Regions from separate parts of the Homo sapiens genome. Here regions 2 and 3 are each linked to region 1. The links are chromatin loops, found by intact Hi-C in ENCODE. Cell type or tissue: PC-9. All regions are shown on one strand. Links, peaks and the distances in the headings refer to the core of each region. The heading gives the core; the rest is flanking DNA.

Evidence for each region. Peaks named below come from ENCODE experiments on the same cell type or tissue, not always from the same donor. Only the 100,000 strongest peaks of a DNase experiment are listed, where the experiment ranks them.
Region 2: it touches region 1 in a loop (2.2-fold over the local background); 2 of 110 quality-filtered maps call a loop at or near these places.
Region 3: it touches region 1 in a loop (5-fold over the local background); 2 of 110 quality-filtered maps call a loop at or near these places.

The regions. Positions count from the first base shown.
Region 1 is chr12:126,769,305-126,775,148 of GRCh38, forward strand. It overlaps LINC00944 (long intergenic non-protein coding RNA 944), which reads right to left and starts at 2,958. Exons shown (of 5, transcript NR_033878.1): 1 at 2,775-2,958. RefSeq lists enhancers at 2,532-3,731, 3,207-3,286. In PC-9, for the core only: no CTCF peak of the experiment used is centred there; a DNase peak (open chromatin) is centred at 3,217; H3K4me3 peaks cover 1,713 bases; H3K27ac peaks cover 1,957 bases.
Region 2 is chr12:126,702,503-126,708,346 of GRCh38, forward strand. LINC02824 (long intergenic non-protein coding RNA 2824) reads left to right here. Exons shown (of 5, transcript NR_183614.1): 4 at 5,677-5,782. Among named protein-coding and RNA genes, the nearest start is that of LINC02824, 15 kb to the left of the region's middle. In PC-9, for the core only: a CTCF peak has its summit at 2,295 (motif pointing left); no DNase peak of the experiment used is centred there; H3K27me3 peaks cover 306 bases.
Region 3 is chr12:126,067,121-126,072,964 of GRCh38, forward strand. No RefSeq gene overlaps it. Among named protein-coding and RNA genes, the nearest start is that of LINC02359, 26 kb to the right of the region's middle. In PC-9, for the core only: CTCF peaks have their summits at 2,574 (motif pointing right) and 2,781; no DNase peak of the experiment used is centred there.

The DNA of each region.
Region 1 (5,844 bases), core at 830-4,829:
CTTAACGAAGTGTGAGAACTTGGGCGAGTTACTGAACATTTCAGAGCCCAGTTTATCATAGGAACTTGGGCAATACTGATGTCTCTTTTAGAGAGTTGCAGCTGTGTTGAAGTGAATAACACTGTCAAGGGACAGGGTTGGCATCAAGTAAATTACTCAAAACAGTACTACTTTAAAAACACAATCTTGACAGGGGAAATAGCTCCTAGTCTTATATTTAAATAAGTGATAGGGATTAATTTTGTTTAATTTATGCAAGTAGCTCATGAAGTATAATTTTCTAAATCATAAAATTATGACTCTAAAAATACATAAAATTAAACCTGTATAAATTTTCTTTTAATTACTACTTAGAGAACCAGTAACATGGTAGGACTGGCTTAAAGAACATTTTTAAAGCCTAATATATAAAAGCAACATTAATATATGATGTATGAGTTATATACAAAAACTGGCTTATATTCAATATGACATATTTTGGGGGGTGTTATCTGTTCCATCAAATAGAAGTAATTTGTATCTCTACCAGGACAAAAACAACCTTACTAAGTCTGGGATGCTTATTCAATAGTATCAATGATGAGTTCACTTCCTAGCTGATTTTGCACATGGCATTTGGCAGGAGGGTTCAGTTCTTCACTGGCTTTTGATAGGAGTATGCATTTGTTGTTGTTGTTGTTGTTGTTTGTTTTGTTTTGGCTACATGGGTTTGAGTGTCTTGCTGAAATACGGCCAGATTTTCCTAGAGTAAGTGATGAGAGAGAACAATGCCTTTTATTTTCATGACTTAGCCCAAAAGCCATATGTAGTAGTTTGTTTTCATACTGCTAATAAAGACATACCTGAGACCAGCTAATTTACAAAAGAGAGAAGTTTAATTGGACTTACATTTCCACATGGCTGGGGAAGCCTCACAATCATGGCAGAAGGCAAGGAGGAGCAAGTCACGTCTTACGTGCATGGCAGCAGGCAAAGAGAAAGAGAGCTTCTTCAGGGAAACTCCTCTTTATAAAACGGTCAGATCTCATGACACTTACTCACTATCAGGAGAACAGCATGGGAAAAATTTCCCCCCATGATTCAATTATCTCCCACTGCATCTCTCCCACAACACATGGGAATTCAAGATGAGATTTGGGTGGGAACACAGCCAAACCATATCACCATATATTATTACTTCTGTTTGTAAATTACTTCTGTGAGTAACTCATTTGGACTCTCACTCACTGAGAGGGGAAATAGACTTAACATGATAAGGGAGGGTTTGTTAAAGAAAAATTTGTGGACATATTTTAAAGGCACCTACCTAACAAACAACCTCAGAACCTCAGTGGTTTGAAACAATAAGGTTTATTTCTCACTCATGCTATAGGTTCTTCAGTGATCAGTAGAGAGGTTCTGTTCATTATGATCAGATGCACAGGACAAATGAAAACCACTGTATTGAATACTATAGATCACTCTGGAAGAAGGAAAACAAGCTTTGGAGAGTCTTCAGCCAGCAGTTAAAGACCCCCATCTAAATACCACATTATTAGAATAAATAACAAAAACCACATAACCATCTCAGTATACCCAGAAAAAGCATTTAACAAAATCCAACACCTTTTCATATACATTTTTAAAAAACCACTCAATAAATTGGAAATAGAAGGTAAAGGACATCTACAAAAAACTCCACAGCTGTCATTATAGTTAATAGTAAAAGACTGAGTTATTTTCTCTTAAGATCAGGAATAAGACATGAATGTCTACTCTTATAACTTCTATTCAAAATTTTCCTGAAATTATCCAAGATAATTAGGCCAGAAAAATAAATAAATAGCATCCAGTTTGGAAATAAAGAAGTAAGTCTATTTATATTCAAACATGATATGACCTTGTGTATGGAACATCTTAAGAAATCCACTTAAAACCTATTAAAACTAATAATTAGTTGGACAAAGTTTCAAGATACAAGATCAATATACAAAAATAAATTGAAATTCTATATGCTAAAAGTAAGCAATCCAAAAATGATTTTAAGAAAATATGTAATTATATTTATAATAGCACTCAGAAATAATATGATATTTAGGAATAAATTCTTAAAAGGAAGTGCAAAACCTATGCATGTAGCACTAGAAAACATTGTTGAAAAGAATTAAAGAAGATTTAAATAAATGGAAAAAAATTCATGTTTGTGGATTGGAAGACAATATTGTTCAGATGGCAGTACTCCTCAAATTGATCTATAGATTCAATGTGGTCCCTATCAAAATTCTGGCTGGATTTGTTGTATAAATTGAGAAGCCTATCATAAAATTCATATTGAAACACAGGGGACTTAGAACATCCAAAACAGTTGAGAAAAATAACACATTTAGAGGACTCACACTTTCCAATGTCAGACATTACCCGGGCACAATAATTAAAGAGTGTGGTATTGGTATAAAAAAATGACACACAGACCAGTGGAATAGACTTGAGAGCCGTAAAACGTACCGTTACATTTATAGTCAATTGATATTCAACAAAAATTCCAGACAGTTGAATGAGGAAAAAAATAGGAAAAATAGTCTTTTCCACAACTGCTGCTGACAAGTATGTTTTGGATCCCTTCCTTACACCACACACAAAAATTAACTCCAAATGATCCACAGACCTCAATTAAAGAGTTAAAATTGTAATACTCTTAGATGAAAGTATAGGATTAAATTTTTGTTGCCTGGGTTAGGCAAAGCTGTCTTAGAGACAACACTAAAAGTACAAACAACAAAATATTTTGTTACTACCTGTCTTCCTGATGTGCGTCTAGTCTAGGCTGTTTTTCTTGTTATTGTTACTGAGACGAGAAGTCTTCTTCCGACCGAAGGTTCTTCTCAATCGAAGGGTTCGTGGTCTCACGGCTTCAAGGAATGAAGCCGTGGACGGCAGTGGCGAGTGTTACAGCTCGATTAGAGAGTGTGCTGCGGCAAGATTTATTAAAGCGAAAGTGAAAGGAAAGCTTCCACGTGGGGGAAGGGGACCTGGAAGGGTTGCTGTTTCTGGCTTGGGTATCTTATGCTTACATCCCCTTATGACCCCTGCCCTCTTCCTTTTTCTGTCCTATAGAATCAGCTTATTTTCTATCTGCTTGTGGGTTGGCGGGCCTAGTTGGTTAAAAACATCAGGCTGAAGCTAGAGCTTAAACTCCCTATATGACTGGTTCAAGTTTCAACCACTTAGCTTGCAGCTATGAGTCAGTTTGTCTTAGGGGAAAGTCCCCTTTGATTGGTTGAAGTTTCCATCCCTTAGCTTTCAGCTATGACTCATTTTGGCTTAGGGGAAAGTCCCCTTAGGGAAGTCCCTATTGACCCAGGAAGTCCAGCCAACTTAGCCACTTAGTCCCTCATTACAACTCTTCCCATTTAACTGAATGAACCACTCCTTTTTAAAAAAATCACCACTTTTTTTTTTTTTTTTTCTTAGAGACGGAGTCTCGTTCTGTTGCCCAGGTTGGAATGCAATGGCGCGACCTTGGCTCATTGCAGCCTCCGCCTCCCGGGTTCGTGCCATTCTTCTGCCTCAGCCTCCTGAGTAGCTGGGATTACAGGCGCTGGCTAATGTTTGTATTTTTAGTAGAGATGGGGTTTCACCATATTGATCAGGCTGATCTCAACCTCCTGACCTCGTGATCCACCCGCCTCGGCCTCCCAAAGTGCTGGGATTACAGGTGTGGGATTACACCGCACCTGACCTAAAAATCACCACATATTTTAAAGCACTATTTGTCTCAGGGCATTGTGGGATTTCAGTGATGAACTGGATTTAGCTTTTAGGTTGAACAGGAAACGTCAATAGAATTTTCGGTTTTCATGTCAGTGCAGATCTCGCAAAATAAAAATAAATGTGGCATTGGCTCTAAGGGCAGGGCCCATACACTAGTCCAGGCTATTCTGTAAATGATTAACACATCTCCAGGAGGAGATTGCCGCCCCAGAAACACCAATTCTGCTAAATACTGAAAGCAAATCTCACACTTGGGTTCTTGAGATCCCATAGAGTGTGGCTTTGCCATTCTAATCTCCTGGGGAGAGGGGAGATGTGGCAGGAAGAGACCACTGCACAGAAGACTCCTAGGCTGATAAGAATGTGTGAAGATGACCTGCAGATGAATATGCAAAGGAGAGTGCATGGAGACCACCAGCAGAGGACTAAATTAGAAGAAACAATCTGGAAGGGTGCAGGCACTGGTTTGGCTGCCATTAGTCTGAAATCCATACAGGAATTCAGAGGGGAGACACATGTTGCTAGAGAGACCAATTCAGGGCTAGAGAGAGGCAGAAGTGAATCTTCAAAGACAAGAGCTAAATTTTCAGCTGTAAGGAAGGAAAGAGATATTATACCAAGGTGCCTTGATTCTGATGGTCATGGTAAGTCATTCATTCATTCATTCATTCATTCATTCATTCATTCATCTGTTCGTTCATGCAGATTGTGGTGGTGGCACACAGGAGTTTAGTTTCAGACATATTAATTTAAAGATGCATAGTAGATATCTAACTGGAGACAGGTATTGGTAGTTGGATGGAGGAATCTTGAAGTAGGAAGAAATATTCAGGCTGAAGATATGAACTCTGTGATTTTTATTCTTATGTTTTTAAACTATTAATATATACCTTTTTCTGAAATCAATGAATTTCCCCAAGCAACTCCAGACAGATGTCTGGGGCCTCATTTATTTATTGGTTTCATAAATCTGAGCCCTCTTTGATTTAGCGTTATACAGCCAGCCCATCCCGGGCCTGATCTTTGCCATCCTAATCATGAACTAAGCCCCTGCCATGTAATTGTGTGTCTACTCCTCTGCCTCCGGGGATTGTAAGTACAGTGTTCTTCTTTATGCATCAAGATGTTATTGCTGAGATGTGAATCATGCAATTGCCAGGAGGGTCTCTGATCCCAGCTGCAACTTCTCCATTGAAGACTAGCACGCCCTACAGGGGGTTCAGAATAAAGGGAACCTCTTGACCACCCCTGAGAGCCCAGCCAACCAGCAACCCCAATGCATGAATATATGGCCATGACCTCAGTAGTGATTGCTCTCTCTTGGATAGGCCAATCTGTCTTCTAGAAAGTTAAAATTCTTCAGTTAAAAAGGCTCATGTGGTGCAAACTTGTAAAGACAAGAGGGGGGAATGTTTCACATTCTAATGATCTGTTTTTGAAAGTAATTTGAGGGTCCTTATATAACTCTGCTTTTTTTATGTTCCCACTGGATGTGCAACTATGTCATGCACGAGGCTGGGGACACCGAATGAATGAATGGAAAGTCAGTGAATAAATGACTGGGTTCTACGTAGACTCTGCCCCACCTGGGATCCAGTGTCTCACTGAGCAGCTGGTGAAACCTGATGCCTCCACTTCATACCTCTGTGACCTCCCTACTCCCCAGTTGCCTCTTCTAGCAGTAGACATGATAGACTTTCACTTGCTGGCCTCATTAATTCCAAAGATGACCTTGTGACTATGTCTGGCCAATGGTTTGCTAGCAAAAGCCAACCATCCCTCTTCTGGACTTGAGCATTTAAATCCCAGTGTCAAAACTTCCAGAGCTCTTCTTTCCCTTCAAGTCCAAAACCAAATAATCTAAATTTAGAATGGCATGTATAGTATGTATTACTTATGTAAAAATGGTGCAAAAAAGGGTGCATAACCATGTAATTGCTTGTAGATATATAGGATATTCTAAGGAAAATCAATAATAAACAGTAACATCTCGATCAAAATATCCCAACGCCAGTCCCAGATAAACGCATAAACATTTACCTCTAGAGCCCCAAATAATAGTTTCCCAGATGTGACTGCCTGCTCACTGTGTAT
Region 2 (5,844 bases), core at 561-4,560, 67 kb before region 1:
TGGCAGAAAATGAATATGCATTATAAAAAATCATGATCTATGGTATTAAGAACCTGGATTAAAAATAATTTGTTCTTATATTTATGTGTGTGCTGTTCTTTTATGTGTGTGTGCGTGTGTCCTACTATATATAAAGGATTATATATATATATATATATATATAGTATCATACATATCTATCTATCTATCTATCTATCTATCTATCTATCTATCTATCTACCTGTCTATCTACCTAGTAGGATATGTATCCTACTCTTAGGATCTAGGACAAAGAATAACATTCTAGCCATGAAAATACATAATAGGCAACTAAATAAAAATTAGTTATTTAATCACAGATTTAGTATATATACAAGATCAAACCTAGGGGAATGAACATATGACAGGAGAGTCAAAACAAATTTGTGTAATCAGGAAAATCCACTCAGGAAGTGACATTTGTCTGAAATTTTTTTAAATAAGTGAAATCAACTGGATGAGTGACTAATCAGAACATTCTATAAAAAGGGAATCAGAAAGAAGGAATGACACATGCCCCGGATGAGAAGTCCAGTGCTTTTCATGAACTGACAAATAAATCACAATGGCCGCTCTGCAAAAACAAAATAAAACAAAGATTCTCAAGAATGAGGGTAAGGTGAGATGAGGCCAGAGAGGTCAGCAGAGGCTGGGACATATTAAATCTTTTCAGCTATTGGAAGAATCAAGATCGTTTTAGAAAAGTAAGTTGTGAGCCACAGAAAGACATTAAGTAAGGAAATACTATAATCAGATTTGGTTGCTGTAAGAGAAACCCAGTAGGGAACAACAGATGAATTGAGATACACTGGTTAGTTTGAACTGGAAATTGTGCAAAAGGCTGGAATTGAAGGACATTTATGGGGTAGAGGCAGCAGACCATGGCTGGACTTGGTCATCAGATGAGAGAGCTCTCACTGGAGAATTCCATTTTTTAGCACTGAATACAAGGCAGAGCCATCCATTGATTCAGGAGACCTGGAAAATGAGCACGGGGAATGTGATGAGTTCCATTATAGGTGATGCGTAATCCTGATTTTCCATGATACCCGTGAAAGATGGGCATTAAGAAATAATTTGTAGTAGGATAGCCATGCACTCAAGTTACTATTTCCAACTACTTACTATGTTCAGGGTGCTGCTCTGTGCAAGATGACAATGCCAAGACAACTTGTCCCTGGATTCTGCCCACAACAGAATACAGAAAGGGAAATGAGGCATGGATAGAACAGATACAAGGTAAAACCATACTGATCTCCTGTGAGATTCCTTCCCTCTTCCAATACAATCAAATCTTCCAGTGAGAGGTATCAGAGGAAGCTTCTCAGGGGCAGAAAAGAGAAACAATAGAAGGCCATATATAAAGGGCTGAAAAGATAAACAGCAGAAAGCCTATGTAAAATGCAGGTTAACCGCCCTATTTCTTCTTGAAGAGTCATAAAGGGGTTGAAAATATTGTTAATTCACTGAGGCTCATGGAGAAGGTGAATTGACTGTTTAAATTGTCAGACATGGTCCATCCTTTTCACCTGTGAAAGTCATTCATTTCTCGAGGTCAAGGAAAAGATTCTGTTCAATCTCTTTTATCTTGGCTGTGTAAACTAAAGGAAGAGTCAGCAGTTTAATGGAATAGTTGTTGGGTTTAATCAGCCTTTGGTGGCAAACTCGGTTTCCAATTACAGTGAACAAAGTTTTCCGAATTAAGTTTCCTGTAATAAACATTCATAGTCTCAGTAATAAAGCCAATAGTTCTTGAAGCAGTTAAAATGAACTTTCAATATAATGAAAAACTTATTTTCCTATCTAAACAGAGAAAAATTCAAAAGCTATAATGCCATGATATGGATCAATTAAGTATGGCATATATGTCATGATAATAAGAATGTAAACTATCTGGTAATCTTCCCTCTTCCCTATGTAAACAAAGGCTAAATATCAGTGAAGAAAATCCTTGAAAACACTTGTGTCAGTAACTTCTTAAATTTGTTCTCAAATGTTCTGTCCAACAAATGTAAAACAAAATGTTGAGTCCTAAAATACATTAGCTTGTATTTTAACCCAGGCTGAATCAAATAAATTTGGGGTAACTTACAGCAATGTATTGTTCTACTAGCTTACAATGTCTCTGATCACTGTTCATTTTGTAAGGAGCTACCATATTTGTCAGCAAGCAAAACTCATCTTTACCAAAAAGCAATATATTTGCCCCATGTCTAGTGAACTAAGCCTATTGAAAGCCCAACAGGGAAGGAAAGAGGAATAGTGGATTTATAGACCATGGTAATATCATTAGCCCCTGGTGGCAGAAAACGGAAACACAAACATCACAGAAAAGATTGGTGATTTCTATCCTTGCGTGCTTTTCTTTTTCTTTTTTTGTTTTTTTCTTTTGAGGTGGAGTTTCACTCTGTCACCCAGGCTGCAGTGCAATGGCATGATATTGGCTCACTGCAACCTCAGTCTCACGGGCTCAAGCGGTTCTCCTGTCTCAGCCTTCCAAGTAGCTGGGATTACAGGCGCCCACCACCAGGCCCAGCTAATTTTTTGTATTTTTAGTGGAGACAGGGTTTCGCCATGTTGGCCAGGCTGGTCTCAAACTCCTGACCTCAGGTGATCCACCCACCTCAGCCTCCCAAAATGCTGGGATTACAGTCGTGAGCCACCGCATCTGGCTGCTTTTCTTTACTTGAGAAATAAGGTATTAGCCACCTAGATAATCAGGGGGTAAATTATGGACTATTTTCTGACTAGATTTAAATTGATCACTGCCATAAACCATGGCTCAAATAGGAATGGAATTTCTGGGAAGCTCTTGAAGGCATGGTTTAGGCTGGTTTCTATCAGAATTATTTTCCCCTTTGCTGCTTATTCATGTGCTCATAGCCAAGCAAATACTGACTGGCTTTTACTACATACATGAGAATGACCTTGGGGTACCTTCAATTTTTTTTTTTACAGGTTTTGTACTGATTTATACAAAAATATTGGCTTGTCAATATGCAACACAGCCTGTGTGGGAATTCAGTCAAATTTATAGGTTTTTGTTGTTGTTGTTGCTTGATTTCCTTTGCTTTCAAGTAAAGGCATTTGTTCTTATTTCATACGATTTTACGTTGAGACTTGCTTTTTAGTCACCAATATTTCCTGAACTGCAGTGCTGCCATTTGCTTTTATAGACCACAAATAAGGGATAAGAATCTACTTAGCAGTATTTTTCTTGGCATTTTTTTGTCTGCTTTGAACCAGTATTTACTTAAGCCAATATATTTCTTTTAGTTATGTGATTTTTACGTTTCTCAGAGCTAATGGACTATTATTTTATATTTCAAACAGTTTCCTGCTACATTCCAATCTAGATTATGATGTATCTGCATGGGCATAATAATGTATTTCCTCTATAAAACCTTTTAAATATCACTTTCAATGAATCCACTGTAAAAATCACTCAGATCTTCCTACAAATATTCCACATTAAATAAGAATGTTTTATGTTCTGATATGCCTGGAACACTAGCAAATAAAATACTTGCAACTTGTCCTTAAAGTGCCATGAATGAGTGAAATGAAACTGGCATTTGCTGCACACAGAGGCCTCTTTAAATGAAATATTTTATTTAACTTTGAAGAAAAAACCACACATGTAGTTATATTGGAACCTAGAAGCTTGGAGGACTGTGCAAAGCAAAGACCCACCATTCAGAAGAAAGACTACCACCCAGTTGCTAGCGATGCCTGAGAGCTGGGAAGAAGGTCCCCAGGGAGCTGAGACCCAGACTCTGAAAAGATGAAAATGCCCAGGAGATGCTGATGTCTTTCGAGCTTGTGCTGAAGCTGGCCTCAGACAGTAGGAAGAAGCTGGAAGTTAGAATCAATGACTGCTGCCAGCATGCAGGGCCATTTACTGGATGGCATAGGGGAACAGCAGGAAAGACATAAAGAGCAAGATCCTTTTCCCCTTCTACCCCCAAGGTCTCCCTCTAGTGTCCCTAATGACAGAGCCCAACAGAAAGCAGCCGGCAAAGCAGAGGTGTGGTTTGCAGAGCTCCAGCCCTGACATCAGGGTGTGAAAGGGCAGGTCTGGAGCTGAGGTAGTAGCTTAAAGCCAGCATAAACAGTTCCACCCTCAAAATGTCGCATTTTATATATGTTTTTTTTTTCTTCCGCTTGTCTTAGAGACAAACAAATAAAACACACTTCTGGATGGTTTAGAAAGAATTCTCAATAAGTAAAATAGAACAGGCATTTACTAAGCACAGATAGCTCCTTAATGAACCCAGAAAGTTCTCAATCAGCTCTGAGCTGTGTATGTTATGATCTCCTTTCTCAGGGGAAAGAAGCTGAACTCAGGAGGTGGCATGACCAGCCCAATGCTACACAACTAAGGAGTTGCAGACCCAGACCCAGGACTGCCCCTTTCCAAGTCAAAGAATATGTTCTCACTCCTGGTATTGACTGCTACAGAACATAGGCTTGACTCTGTGAACTGGGTTTTGTTATACTTATGAGTTTTAGTAGGATTTGGGATGCTGGCACCTACAGCCTGTGCTCAGGTGTTTGGTAAATGAAGGAATGTCAGGATTCTGAAAGGCACACGGTATTGAAGACAAGATCTGAGAAGTTAGCAGGGCACACACCTGCAGAGGGGTATGTCTTAACAAGACAAAATTCACATCCTCTATTGTAGCTTCATTTATTTATATTTCATCAATTATCTGCAATGAGGGGGCATCTTACAACTAATTCATCTTGTAGGCAGCATTTGTTTTTCTTAGTGGTATATAAAATAAGAGTAAGTCTGACCAATGCTAGCATCTTACATCTAATGAAATATGGTACAGTATTTATTATAACCATTGTCAGAAAGACGGCAGTCAAACTCTTTGAGGAAGGGGTGCCTTTTCTAACTTTACAAAGGTACCACATGGACAGGTAGCTGCCTGGGGAGTCGAATACTATACATTTTCAATATGGATATTTTTGCAGTGGAATAAAACTAACATGACAATAATGTATCCCATATTCAGAAGTATTAATAATTAATGGAATTTGGGATAAAAAGAGGCCAGGAGCGGTGGCTCATGCCTGTAATCCCAGCACTTTGGGAGGCTGAGGCGGGCGGATCACCTGAAGTCAGGAGTTCAAGACCAGACTGGTCAACAGGGCGAAACACGTCTCTACTAAAAATACAAAAATTAGCTGGGCGTGGTGGCACATGCCTATAATTCCAGCTACTTGGGAGGCTGAGGCAGGAGAATCACTTGAATCTAGGAGGTGGAGGTTGCAGTGAGCCGAGATTGCGCCACTGCACTCTAGCCTGGCAACAGAGCGAGATTCCATCTCAAAAACAAACAAACAAACAAAAAAACAAACAAACTTTCCCTTTAAAATTTCTACACATTTCTAAACTTATATTTTTTTTAAAAAAAGGAATATTTTGCACATTTTAGCAGTTTTTCTCCTCAGAAGACAAAAGTTCAAATGAAATATTTTATATATACTCAGATCTCTCATATATGTTTTACTCTGTTTTCCATTAGAATCCATCAAAACCATAACCTTATCCATCAAAATCACACCATTTTACATTCATCTATTACTTTATTCCTATAGCATTTCCATTTCATGCCTCATTGAATTCTATGATCTTTCCATTGCCAGTACAGGATGCAAATCACAGGCAGATGATTCCCAAAGACTCTTCTCCTCCGCCCAGATCTTGATGTCCTACCATCCCCTGAAGTTGATGTATGTGGGGTTCTGAAAGGTAACCATGCTTACTTTCTGGTTTGGTCCCCTCTGTGTTGGGGACCCTGATACCACCCTTAT
Region 3 (5,844 bases), core at 561-4,560, 700 kb before region 1:
ACCTCTGAAGCTCAGCTACCCATTTAGTTTCTCCCTGAAATGCCTGGGTGCTCTAAGCAGCTAACTATCTGGGGTCCACAGAAGACCATGTCTTCCCGAAAATTCTGTTTGTTAATTTATTTCTGTCCTCCTCCCAGCACCCAGTGATTGGCAACCTGTTACACTTAAGACCTTTAATGATGTGAGGGCTGTTCTGTGGATAGAAATAAAATAGCTGATACAGAAATTTCTTTTAATAGACCTTGAGGTAAGCTTTACACTTAAATTATAAGGTGAAAGGAAGAAAAGCTGCTGTGAGTTCATTCTCCTCTCTTCCCATACCCTAAATGACTTATCCCATTAAATTGAATTCTGAAAGCTGCAAAACAAGATACCTGGCTATTGTGTGACTCTTGTGTTACTATGTATACCTCTGAGTGTATTTCTCTATCATGGGAGATTGTGTAAGATCTCTATGTTGTAGAGATCTTAAGTCCTTGTTTCCTGCCAAAGCCCCTCTCGGAATCTATCCAGCCAGATGGTTCTCTTGTGTTAGTCCAGTAGGGGGGCTTTAAATAAAGAAATCCAACACGGACACCACTGGAAAGTGTCCCAGGGTTGGAAGATAATGAGGAAGCTGATTTTTCTCATGCAAAGACAAAAGTGACATCTTCTTAAAATTCTTAATTCAATTTGAAGGGAGAAGTAATTACCTCCTCTGGCCATGATGTTGAAATGTCCATAGAGAGGAAAATGGACTTCACCCTCATTAACTCCGTGGATCAGAGCCAAAAGCAGCATTAGCCAAAAAGGCTTCTTCAAGGGCACAGATCCCCTAGATCAAAGCATGTTCTTGAGAGAATAGAGCATGAAGTTTTGTGAGTGACTCCAGTTAGAATCACATGGAGACTTTTCTATTTTTAATGAATCTTTCTTGTATTGTAGTTTATGCAGGTCCACAGTTGGGAACAGGGCAAAGCAGGGATGTGGCATCTGAAATGATTTTTTCTGTCTTCATTGATTCGAGCCTGTGACTGTGGCTGGCAGCTGTTCTACTGGTATTTATCTTGGAGGCTGGTCACACCATCAGGCTCTACAGCACAGAAAAACTTCATTTTTACTCTCTGTCCAGGGCCTTCAGACACTCACTGATACCTCTGTTCATTTGTGGCTGTAGATAATACCTAACCCAATTTCAGCTTACAAAGCCCCATTGAGCAAATGCAAAGTTACAAAGTGCCTCCCTATACAATAGGAAACAGCCCAGCCTGGGAACATTGTCACAAGCATTAATAGGTCACTGTACCTACACATCACTGCATATGCTATTGTGTGCAGTCATTCCAACTCTCCTCTAATTAGAGGGGTGATTCATGTCAGGGGCATAAAGCAAATATTACTTTATTTTTCCAAATTCTAGAAAGCAAGCTTCCATTTTTGATAATAGAAATTTGGGAATGATTGGCAGTCATTTGGCTCACAGGGAAAGCAGGAAAAACAAGAAATCTAAATAAATCTCATATTGATTTTGAAGAAGCTTTCTTGTGACATCTGGTATGCTTTATTTTGTATGTATCAAATCCGAAAATAATAAACAAGTTGATGTAAACAAATGCTTGAAGTAATGCTCAAATGGCAGCTGGATACTTGAAGACGACAGTAGGAAATTTAGCTTTATTAACGGTGCATGCTTGTGCACAGTACAAACTTTATACTTCCTAAATGTTGTCTGAATAAATGATACACAAGCATCAAAATATGTTTGAAAAACATAAAAAATGGTAGAAATATGAGATTATGTCTGAGAAAGCAGCTCAGAGTGGGGTTCTAACCCCAGCTTTCTGATTAGCCCACTCTTGACCTCAGATTGCATCACATAAGCCCTCTGAGCTTCAGTTAAATCCTTTATCAAGCAAGGGACTTAACTCTGTGACCTGGGAGGCTCTGGCTTCCTGTCACTGCCATGAGGCTCTAGTACAGCCAGAGATACAGGGGTCTAAGAACCTGTGTTTAGGATTTTGAGCTGGTTTGATTCAGGTAATCATGTTCTATCTCTGTGTCCTAATCTGTGTTTAAGGTTTTGAATTGGTCTGATTCAGGTAATGGTGTTCTATCTCTGTTTATCAGGATCTTTACCCCTGATAAAAATCCAGAGATCACTTGAATGCAGGTGGTTTTCTCTTCATATTGTTCAATGAAGAAAGCACCAATTAAGGATTCATAATAAACCATTGCCCAGTGAGAAATTGGCCTGGGGTTCCAGGGTGAAGAGGACAGAAGATTTTCATTGGGAGCACCTTAATGAGGACAACAGATCCTGGCTTAATAGAGAACATAAAGTAATAAAGAGAGACAAATCCATCTATCCATTCATTCCACAGCATTGATTGAGTGTCCGCTGTATACAATGGGATAAGGAAAAGATGTCCGTTGGTTCATGCGCAATGATGGTAACAGGTTTTCATTGCTGAACATTACATATTTCCTTTTTAATTTTAATGTTTAATTTTCGTGGGTACATAGTGGGCATATTTATTTATGGGGTACATGAGATTCACTCTAATAAGGTGTAGTGAGTTCCAGGGATTTCAGAGTTGATCAAGGAAAACCATATGGCCACAAGGTGGCAGTAGCGCACAATGAATTTGTTCAGGCTTCGCTTTGACAGATTTGCCAGCAGGGCAAGTCCCTCATGGCACGAGACCATCCAGAGGCCATGGTTCAGGAGCCCTACCTAGAAGATGAAGAGGTCAAGGGAAATTCTAGGGAAGATGGGGCTTATGTTTCCAGGTGATGTTTCTCAGCAGCACAGTGGGAAGTTTGGGTTAGAGAGCTTTGAAGAGCAGAAGATGCTTGGGGTCTTTTACAGCAAAAGAGTTTATTTTATCAATGGCTAGCAGATAGGGGGCACACTTTTGGTAGATATCCAAAGCAGGCAGGCTCTAAGTGGATAAAAGTCTGCTTATTTGGGCTATGATTAGAACAATTAGATGTGTAAAAATTTGAGTTGAGTGCCAGTGGGCTTTTGAGCTAATGGTCCCAGCCTACTGTGAAGAAGTATACAATCCAGAGGCCAAAAATAAAAGGGCCATCTTTAGTTCATTTATGTAACACGTGGTCAACTGATCCTAACCCCATGGGCATCATAGACTAGTGAGTGAGACAGACACACCTACTCATCCATCCATTCACACAACAAGCAATGACTGGGTTCCTCCTTCATCTCTGAATGTCATCACACAGGGCATGGGGGATTCAGAAATAAAGATGGCATCTTGAAGGAACTCATGCTCCATTGAACATGTCCAGATTTTGGTCTGAGTACAGACAGCAAGAGTTAATATAGAAGTGGGGACTCTGAATGATGCAAGTCTCATCAGCAGAGGAGCTGGGGGAGTGGGAAAATATCATGAGCTTTCCTAGAGGGAGTGGCAATCAAGCTGACTTTCGAAGGAGAAGCCAGAGACAGCCCAGCGGATATGCTGGAAAATGTTTTGCGAACTGAGGGGCCAGCATGTAACAAGGCTCCTATGCCTTGGGGACACAAGCTGAGTTTGGTGGAGCTTTGGATTGAAGAACAGAAAGAGCAAGACATTAGGCAGTGCATGCAGGCAGGGGCTAGATAAGGCAGAACCTGTGGGACGCAGTAAGAAGTGGAGCCAGTGAAAGTGTTAAAGCATGGCAGTGTACACAATTCTCCCTGACTGTGGAGGAAAGGAGGGTGGCTGCTAGGACACCAGATGGGAAGGAAGTACTGGCATCCAGGTGCCTGATGCTGAGGGCCAGAGGTAAAGAGGCATGGACAGAAGAGCCAGCCTGGGAGCTGGTGAGGAGGTGGGATTAGAGTCCTGCTAAGGAAGCACAAGTCAAGGGACTTTAGTCCCCAACCATGTGCATCCCTCCTGACCTGGTTATCCAGAACAGCTCTGCACACACTCACCACATGCTGAACTGAGGGGTGATTTGCAATTGCTGGGGTGATATAGGAAGAGCATCCAGGCAGAGGGAAGGGCTTAGGGTGAGGGCCAGCCTGGCTGCTTCAGGACCATGTGGAGGCCAACACAGTGAGGTCACTCTAATAAGAGATGGGGTCTGAGTGTGGGATAATGGAGGGCCAGGCCAAGTGGGGCCTTGTGGGTCACTGTGCAGACTTGGGAGCTTATGAGGGGTTGCACAGAGGGTGGTCTGTTCTCACTTGCTATTTCAGGAGAGCACACTGGCTGAGCAGACTTGGAAGCTTATGAGGGTTTGCACACAGGAGGGCCTGTTCTTACTTGCTATTTCAGGGGAGCACACTGGCTGAGAGGGGGCAAGGGAAAAGGGAGGTAATTTAGGTAATTGCAAGCAAGAAGAGAAGGTATGCTGGACAGGTAGAGGCACTGGAGTGAGAAGTCTCAGTTGCTTGTAATATTGAAGATAAAGGACTGATTATGGGTGGCAAAAAAAAGATGTCAAGGAAGACACCAAAATATTTTTCTTGAGCAGGTAGAAGGATGGAGATGTCACTAACTGACATAGGTCAGACAGCTGGGGGGTGGGTTTAGAAGAGAAGATTTCACATGCCTCTTCCCACACTCTGGGACCCAGCCCCATAGATTTCAGATCCACCTCAGGGTCCTCACATCTGCAATTTGCTGTGACTGAAACAGTTCCTAAGCTTCCCTTAACATGTGCCTGTTTTATGCAGTCATCCTTCAAATTCCTTGTTAGTCATTGCTTCTGAAGTCTTTTCTTTTTTCTTTTCTTTTTTTTTGATGGAATCTTGTTCTGTCACCTAGGCTGGAGTGCAGTGGTGTGATCTCAGCTTACTGCAACCTCTGCCTCCCGGATTTAAGCAATTCTCTGCCTCAGCCTCCCAAGTAGCTGGGATTACAGGCATGTGCCACCATGCTCAGCTAATTTTTGTATTTTTAGTAGAGATGGGGGTTTCACCATTTTGGCGAGGCTGGTCTTGAACTCCTGACCTCGTGATCCACCCGCCTCAGCCTCCCAAAGTGCTGGGATTACAGGCATGAGCCACCGCGCCTGGCTACTTGTGAAATCTTTTCTGACTCACCTTGCTTTTAGCTAGGTTAGGTTACTGTGACTTACTGAGTTCACATGTATTATGAAAGCCTGCAGCCAGCCTGCCTTGTTCAAATCTCAGCTCTGCCACCTTAAACGCATGCTACTCATGGGAAATGATTTTATTTCTTATTGCCTCAGTTACCTCATCTGTGAAATGGGCCTAATTATAGCACCAACTCACAGAGCAGTTATATCATATACCATATATATCATATAATGCATCCTATATGACCAAATTTAATATGAGACATTTTCCCCAAATTACCCCTAATAATGGAATAGTCCAAGTTCTCAAATTGGACAGAAGGGAAGTTAACATGCTTTAGGAAATTGTACTGATAAGTCGGGAAGCTGCCTTAGTGATGACAAATATGCTAAAGTCTGCTCCTTTTGCCCTCTCCTGCATGGGGCTTTCTTTCCTTACCTGCTTTAAGAGTGATTTTTTTAGTGCAGTGGATAATTAAGGACAAGAAATTTATCCTTAGTTTTTCCTTTTTTCTAACGAAAATATATGCACCCTGCCTGATAGGTTTCCTGTTTTCCAGGCCTCTTGTCCCTGAGTTAGAAAGTAGATTGCGTAGGTGTTTATTTATTGCATCTTTTATTTTCCCCCACAAGGAGCCCCTGTTTTATATGATGAGGTAAAAAGGAGACTGGATACATTTTTCTGAATTAAACTACAATTGCCTTCTAGATAATGGAGATTTCTTCCAGAATTGAAAATTGTTTTGTCTACTCTTCCTCATGAGTTGAGTCAATTTTATGTATATTTTTTATTCATTTTATTTTTCTTAGTGT